2 separate regions of the Homo sapiens genome follow, and region 2 is linked to region 1. A link is a contact called in ENCODE Hi-C or POLR2A ChIA-PET data. All regions are on one chromosome and are shown on one strand. Each heading gives the region's core, a stretch centred on a gene start or an enhancer-like site at or near the end of the contact. The rest is flanking DNA. Distances are from core to core; before and after follow the strand shown.

Region 1 (3,964 bases), core at 1,338-3,837:
CTCCCACAAGCTTTAAATCATCTCTTAGTTACTTATAATACCTAATATAATGTAAATGCTATATATATAGTTGTACTGTATTTTAAATTTTATATTTTTATTTTTGTGTTTTTAAAAAAACATTTTTGATTTACAGTTAATTGGATCCACAGATATAGAACCTGTGGAGGGCTGACTGTACAAGCAAAAGATGATAGTTTGGCTAGGCTAGTAATGAAGAAAATCTAGGGAAGGGTGGAGTAAAGTGGGAATTAAGTCTGTTATGGCTTTGTTAAATCTGAAATGACTATTAGATCTACAAGTGGATGGTTCCAGTAAACAGTGGAATATCAGAATCTAGTGGTCAGGTTGGGCTGGAGGTAGAATTTAGGGTGTCATTAGTGTATACAGATATGACTCGATGAAATATTCAGGTCATAGTTTCTTTTCCAGTCACCCAGACTGGAGTGCAGTGGCATGATCTTGGCTGACTGTAACTTCCACCTCCTGGGTTCAAGCGTTTCTCCTGCCTCAGCCTCCCAAGTAGCTGGGATTACAGGCATGCGCCACCACGCTCGGCTAATTTTTGTATTTTTCATAGAGATGGGGTTTCACCATGCTGGCCAGGCTGGTCTTGAACTTCTGACCTCAAGTGATCCACCTGCCTCGGCCTCCCAAAGTGCTGGGATTACAGGCTTACAGGCCTTGTGAGCCACTGCTCCCGGCCCCAACTTTTGACTGCATTGTAGGATCTCACAGAGAACTTTCTAGAAGTGCCAACAACTTGTGTTCATCCTCCTCCCAATTCTAGTTTAATTGCTCTGCATGAAACCAGGAAAGTTGTGTTGTAAAAATCCCAAAGTGATTTTGAAGTGCAGCTGGTTTAAGAATTTCTAACTTAGTAGAGAAAGAATATACATAGAGAAGAACTTGGGAAATCATATTCTGAGCCTCAAGTTACTATTCTAGACTTTTTAAATGCAGGGTCTGGCACAGAATCAAATGTAACCCACCAGGCATATGAGAAGGTAAGATACCGTGAATGAGAACCAGCAGAAACAATGGAAATAGACTAAAAACTACTTACTGTGGTCTAGGGAATACAAGCCAAGCTTGAAAAAATTTTAACAGAGTTGGAGACTGTAACAGAAATGACACTGCAGATTTGTAAAATAACCAAATAGAAATTCAGGAACTGAAACTTAAGTATCCAAAATTGAGGGAAAGCCTTAGGAATGAGTCCTAGGGCATTCCCAACATATAGAGGGTGAGAAGTAGAGGAAGAGCTAGCAAAGGAAACAGAAGGAGCTTCCATGAAAGCCAAGTATATTCTGGAAGCCAAGTGTGTAAATTACTTAAGAAAGGAGGAGGGAATGCTTATCCCTTTCTTTTCTTTTTTTTAGGCAGGGTCTCAACTATCACCCAGGCTGGAGTGCAGTGGCATGATCACTGGCCTGGACCTTCCGGGCTCAGGTGACCTTACCACCACAGCTTCCCAAGTAGCTGGGACTGCACATGTGTGCTGCCATGTCTGGCTAATTTTTTGTAATTTTTAGAAGAGATGGGGTTTTGCCACGTTGACCAGGCTGGTCTCGAACTCCTGGTCTCACGTTATCCACCTGCCTTAGCCTCCCAAAGTGCTGGGATTACAGGCATGAGCCACCATGCCTAGCATTATCTATTCATATATTGTGGAGGGTACATAAGATGAGAGAGAACGGGATATTGGATTTAGTAAGATAATGATTGTTGGTGACTTTTAACAAGTGGTTTCATTAAGAGTGCTGGGGAGGAAAGCATGAGTAGAATGATTTAAAAGGTGAAGAGGATTTAGTGAGAGTAATTACAGACTTTTTTTTTTTTTTTTTTTTTACTCGTGTTGTGAGCAACATTGAAATAGGTGGTAGCTGGAGGTGGACCTGGTTGAGGAGGTTGGTTTTCTAAGAATCTCGCCACAAATTAATGATAGAGGAGAGAAAGTATGAAAGAGGATGAGAGAGGGATGTTTTAAGAAAACAAGCAAGGTGAAACACAGGACACAGGTTTAAGGGTTGGACACAGGAGTAGGGGTCATTATAACAGGGAAAGGGCATTGGATAGACATTCAGAGATACAGATATGTTGATTGGAAGATAAGATAATTCTTGTCAGATTATTCCTTATTTCCTTTTGTGATAAGAAACAAGCTAAGATGGGTGAGAGGGCCAGGTGTTAGGAAGTTTGAGAAGGAAGAAGGTATGAAGTGGTCATCTGAGAATTGGAAAGTGAAATGTGAGATGTAGAATTGCAGCAGTACTGGGTGCCTGCTTGAATAATTAGCACAGTTGTGTTTTTTCTCCAGCTACCTTTAGCTGCTGGGCACACATGCAAACTTCAATCTTCTGTTTCCTGGTGGAAAGTTCCAAGTCCTTTTTGTTCTGTTTCTGCCATATTTTTGTTATCTGTTCATCCTCTCCATTCTCAGTTTGTTAGTTTGGCTCTTACTGGTCTCCTAGACCAGGGGTCTTGCACCCCCGGGTGCCAAGGCCACAGTGCAAAAAGTAAGCAGTGGGCGATAAGCATGACTGGCTGAGCTCCGCCTCCTGTCACATCAACAGCAGCATTAGATTCTCATAGGAGCCCGAACCCTATTGTGAATTGCACATGCGAGGGATCTAGGTTGCAAGCTCCTTATGAAAAATCTAATACCTAATGATCTGAGTGAGTGGAACAGTTTCACCCTGAAACCATCTCCCTTGTCAGCAGTAAAATTGTCTTCCATGAAACTGGTCCCTGGTGCCAAAAAGGTTGGGGACCGCTGTCCTAGACTACTATTAAGACATCTAATCTAGGCTGAGTGTGGTGGCATAATCCCAGCACTTTGGGAGGCTGAGGCTGGGAGAATTGCTTGAAGCCAGGAAGTTGAAACCAGTCTGGGCAACCAAGCAAGACCTTGCCTCTACCAAAAAACAAAAAAAAATTAGCTGGTCACAGTAATGTGTGCCCATAGTCCTGTCTGCTCAGAGAGGCGGAGATGGGAGGATTGATTGAACCCAGGAGGTCAAGCCTACAGTGAGTTATGATTGAGTCATTGCACTCCAGCCTGGGTGACTCTCTCTTAAAAAACAACTTCCATTTTCCATGCCCCCTCCTTTCTGGTGCATTAACAAAAATTTATTTTTAAAAAAAATTTTTACATTTTTAATCTTTTTAATTCCTCCCCCAAAATCAGTGTAACTTTTTTTTTTTTTTTTTTGAGTTGGAGTCTTGCTCTGTTGCTCAGGCTGGAGTGCAGTGGCGCAATCTTGGCTCACTACAACTTCCGCCTCTCTGGCTCAAGTGATCTTCCTGCCTCAGCCTCCTGAGTAGCTGGGACTACAGGCCCATGCCACCACACCTGGCTAATTTTTTGTATTTTTAGTAGAGACAGTGTTTCACCATGTTGGCCAGGCTGTTATCAAACTCCTGACCTCAGGTGATCTACCTGCCTCGGCCTCCCAAAGTGCTGGGATTACAGGCATGAGCCACCGTGCCTGGCCAGATGTCACAAAAATTTTTAATCTTATTTCAAAAATGCTGCAGTAGATATCCTTATACAGATGTGTCATTTCTTTTGTTAAAGTATGCATATCTGAAGCATATACATCTGAAAGCACAATCCCAAGGTTGGAGAATATGTGCATTTTAAATTTTGTAAGATACTAGAAACTGTTCCAATACATCATTTTGGTATCAGTCATTTTCCCTAAACACAGATCATGTTGCTTTCTGTAAAGTCTTTACTGGCTCTTCCATTACCTTTAAATTGAGGTCTGTTGAGTCTACAGATAACTTACAGCGCTCTTGCTGTGCATGCCAGATACTGGAATTACAAAGATGAATATGATAATTCTTGCACTAAAGGTGCTCATAATCTAACAAGTTAGACTATGATTTCTCAACCTCTGCACTGTTGATATTTTGGGCCTGATGATTCTTTGTTTTGGGGCTGTCCTCTGCATTGTAG
Region 2 (4,066 bases), core at 247-2,746, 180 kb before region 1:
AATTCTTATAAATTTGATGATTAATGTGTTAAAAATTGTTACCTTTAGGAATGAATTTTAAAATTTATTACTTGACCTCAGTTAATAAATCTTCTCATTGTGGTATGAATGGTAAGGTTTCCTGAGGCTCTGTGAAACAATACAGACATCAAAGTTTACATGAAAAGGGATGAGTCAGTTTCCTTGCCCAAAGGGACTTCTCACACCTGTATTTGGATGATTACAGGTAGAACTCCCTGGCTCTAATTGTATAGTAAATACCATTTCCCAGACCCTAATGGTAGACAGACTGCTTAGGAGACGCCAGTCTGTGATTTAGCTGTCGCCAGACACCCCATGTTTTTTGTGAGACCAGTTGTGATGATGACATGGTTATAGCCAATTGAAAGTAAACCCTTGTCTAAATAGCAAATTTTAATTTATAATAATGTAGAGGTATGAATGATCCTATTTTATAAAACCAAATCTTAATAGGTTTTATGTATAACTAATGATCTGGCTTGGGGTTGGTGTGTGTATGTCTTGGGGGGAGGGTTGGGAGGGATCCAGATCTTGTGGAAGTTAGTGTAATTGTAGCTGAAAGATCAAAGACTGGGTAACTGAATGATGTTCCAGAAGAGAATTTACCACATAGCCATTTTCTGTACAGTTTCTGCCGCCTGCTGTTCCTATTTTCCCTCAAGCTAGCCATTGACTACCCCCTGTGCATCCCTGCTCGTAAAAAATGATTGAGGAAGTATTTGTCATATATTTATGAGTGGGAAATATTGTGTGATAGGGAATGGCATCTACTGGAGCCAGAAAGATTGCCATTTTCCTTTCATTCAGCCACTCTGCTACAGCTTTAAATCCTCTCTGTTTATGCAACATAGCCTTTGTATTAAAGTGCAGAATAAATTTTTATTATGAGGGATATGAACACTAGGTTTTCATCATTTATAACACTGAAAGCAGATGTAAATAGTTAAAATCCATTTTAACTACTAAATCCTTTTAATTGTGTTAGCATCTTGTTTTTTGGTAATGTTTACATCTAAGCTCCATTTGCATTATTAGTTGCTTCTTTAGCAAAAGAAAAAGTTTTTGTTTTTTAAGATTAACATGTAATGTTACTATAGCAAATAAGACTGATGCAGGAAACAGTAATAAATACTTTCATGGGTCTTTTAGATCTGGAAAACTATTTTAAACCATCAAGAAAGAGGAGAGGAGAGGTTTGTGACTTTGGCCACAAGAGGAGACTAAAACTGTTGTTATTTTAGCAGGTCACCATTTCAGAAGTATTGAACACTTTAGTTACTGAAGTTCACCCTAAATGTAAATGGTAATGTGTTATTTTTCAACCCTAGAAAAGAAGGAAGCATTTTGAAAGATAAGTCTATTGTGTTATTGAGTAGCTATATTGACATTTTGTGAGATGCAAAAACTGGAATGGCTGCAAGCATTAGTCATTGAATTAGTCATTTCATTGATTTATGACTAAAGACCTAGCCCCTGAAGAGAAGCTGACATGGCAGCCGGGTTGGTTGCAGTTGTGTTATGATCAAATGACAGTAATCAAGATGTTGTAAGTGAATCCACAAACCATTTTTTATTATTACAAATTGCTGTTTCTTGAATGAGTAAAACTATATAGAAGTTTTTGTTGTTTTTGGTGAGCACAAGCATTTTTGAACACTTGAGGTTTTCATTTTCTAAACACGATCAGCTGTTACTTATAACTAAGATTATACTATAGACGGTATTAATTTTCATTTGAGATTGCTTACTGAGTCATGGTGTCAAGCAGGTACAGGACATTAGAACTGTCAAACTACTGCTTAATTAGGGGTTTAAATTTCAATCTTTGCACCCTTGCTGCTCTGTTAGTAGAATATGCCATCCAATTATGAAATCAGTAGAATAAACTAATTTTACATATTTTTTACACCTACCAGCCATCAATTATGTTTCATTTTTGTGATCCTACCTTTCTTGAAACTGTTAATAAAGGATAATTATATTTTATTATTTATTATACTACATATTTATGTTCAACTGGAAAATATAACTAAACTTTTAGATACGCAGACTGTGTGTGTGTGTGTGTGTGTGTTTGTGTGTGTGTGTGTTATACACACATTTTCATATGCCCTGGTGGGCTTGTAGTCATTTAACATTACCTTTTGGGTAATATTATATGAGTCAATTAATCTGAGTGATGAAATTGATTCAAGATAGGTAGACAAATACTTGGAAAGTCTTTTAAGTTGTTTAATAATGAAGGGCAATGTGTCAAGTTCACTAAATGCATTTTAAATAGAAAAATGTTTTATTATTCTTATTATACCATGATTCAGTTCCTTCCCCTTTCCCATCTTTATGTGTTCATTAGTTTTCCACATAATTTGTACATAACAACTAAAAATAGTTTGGGGATACTACACATTATGTGCTTGGTTTGGGGGGAATCATGGAATAAATATATTTTCTTGATTTCTTGAGCTGCCTATAAAAATTACAGCTACTATATCTCAGTAAGTGTATATGTAGGTGGAAGTGTGTATATTTTTGACACACAATTTTCTATTTCTGTATGTGTGCATATATATACAAACACATATATGCATATAAATATAAAAAACTATTTCTATAGAACTATTGTAGGAGGTCATCAGTTTCTGACAAGATCATTTAAGCTAGAAATATAACACAGACATTCTGCTTTGGAAAGATTACTTTGTATTATGATAAAGCTTATTGTTAACAGTATTATTTATACTATGAATTAGGATTTCAAATAATTTTTTGGTGAATGAATTTTGTGGAATTGATTATTTCTTTCTCTGATCAGAATCTTTAGAATTAAAAAGAATATGATAAAGAAAAATGATCTTTTTATTACAGGAGATGGAAGGCTGAAAGAAGTGGGGATGGGGAAAAACCTTTGCCCATTCAGGAATCTTTTTTTTTTTTCTTTTTTGGTCAAATGTACTTTTGCATTTGAATATATTTTTACATGTAATAATATTTGTGAATTCCTATTTGGTTTTCATTAAATGGGTTTTGAATATTCTTTCGACAATTTCATATTCTTATCGAGAGATAACAATACAGTAGTGCACTTCTGGTTTCTTATGAAAGAGATAATTATATACGAAAGCACTTTTTTTATATGAACATAATGCTACTGACCCTATGCATATTAGGAATTTCCCTTGGCCTGTTTGTATTTTTTGCAATACTATTTATAGCCAATGATTTCTATTTGCCAGATGGTTCACTGAATTCAAGAAAGTGATACATTTGGGAGTGCCCGTTGTAATCTTCATTAGCACCATCTGCTGACTTACTGATTTGTGAGTGATGTAATTTATCAAATATGTCAGGACTTTCATCTTTTTCAAACTAGCTGAAGAATTTCACTCCACATAAACAGGAAAAGTTATATAAAATTTTTTCTAGCTTCCACAGATTAAAAGGTTTATAAGTACTTTTTAAAAAATTAAGTGTTCCTTAGGATTCTGTCATGTGAAATTAAAATATATATTCTCTATACATGTACACACATCTATGTTCTAGGAAATGAAATATAAAGTTTGGTTTATAGCTATCCAGTGTTCTTCAAATTACAAATGATTCATCTACACAAAGAATTTCTTTGCTTCCCTACCCTACTCACTTTGTTGAATAATTCAAAAACAATCCCCTTAAAAATCTGCACTAGAGATTAAGGATCTCTGAGTCATATTTTGTTACCAAAACACTGAGTTGGGATGAGCTACACTTTTACAACCGGAGTTGATATGGTTTGGATTTTTGTCTCTGCCCGAATCTCATGTTGAATTATAATTCCCAGTGTTGGAGGAGGGGCCTGGTATGAGACGATTGGACCGCAGGGGTGGATTTCCTTCTTGCTGTTCTCGTGATAATGAGTGAGTTCTCATGAGATCTGGTTGTTTAAAAGTGTGTAGCACCTACACCTTTGCTCTCTTCCTCCTTCTCCGGCTGTGCCTGCTTCCTGTTTACCTTTGCCATGATTGGAAGTTTCCTGAGGCCTCCCCAGCCGTGCCTCACAGCCTGCAGA

The links. A loop is a pair of places that touch in the nucleus more often than their neighbours do. ChIA-PET counts read pairs that join two places held with the same protein, here RNA polymerase II (POLR2A). Pooled maps may share reads with other maps.
Region 2: a loop to region 1 is called in a pooled map, with 12 times the contacts of the local background. The contact joins two enhancer-like sites. A Hi-C loop is called at or near these places in 1 of 50 pooled maps. POLR2A ChIA-PET finds 5 or more read pairs at or near these places in 3 of 52 experiments (OCI-LY7, PC-9 and T-cell).

The regions. Positions count from the first base shown.
Region 1 is chr2:173,939,015-173,942,978 of GRCh38, reverse strand. The region is part of intron 4 of SP3 (Sp3 transcription factor); the gene reads left to right. Among named protein-coding and RNA genes, the nearest start is that of SP3, 24 kb to the left of the region's middle. RefSeq lists an enhancer at 2,767-2,906. Within about 2 kb of position 2,587, at least 5 of the 41 ENCODE cell types and tissues checked have a DNase peak (open chromatin) inside an H3K27ac peak, as active enhancers do.
Region 2 is chr2:174,117,986-174,122,051 of GRCh38, reverse strand. The region is part of intron 7 of OLA1 (Obg like ATPase 1); the gene reads left to right. Among named protein-coding and RNA genes, the nearest start is that of LINC01960, 95 kb to the right of the region's middle. RefSeq lists an enhancer at 1-1,236. Within about 2 kb of position 1,496, at least 4 of the 41 ENCODE cell types and tissues checked have a DNase peak (open chromatin) inside an H3K27ac peak, as active enhancers do.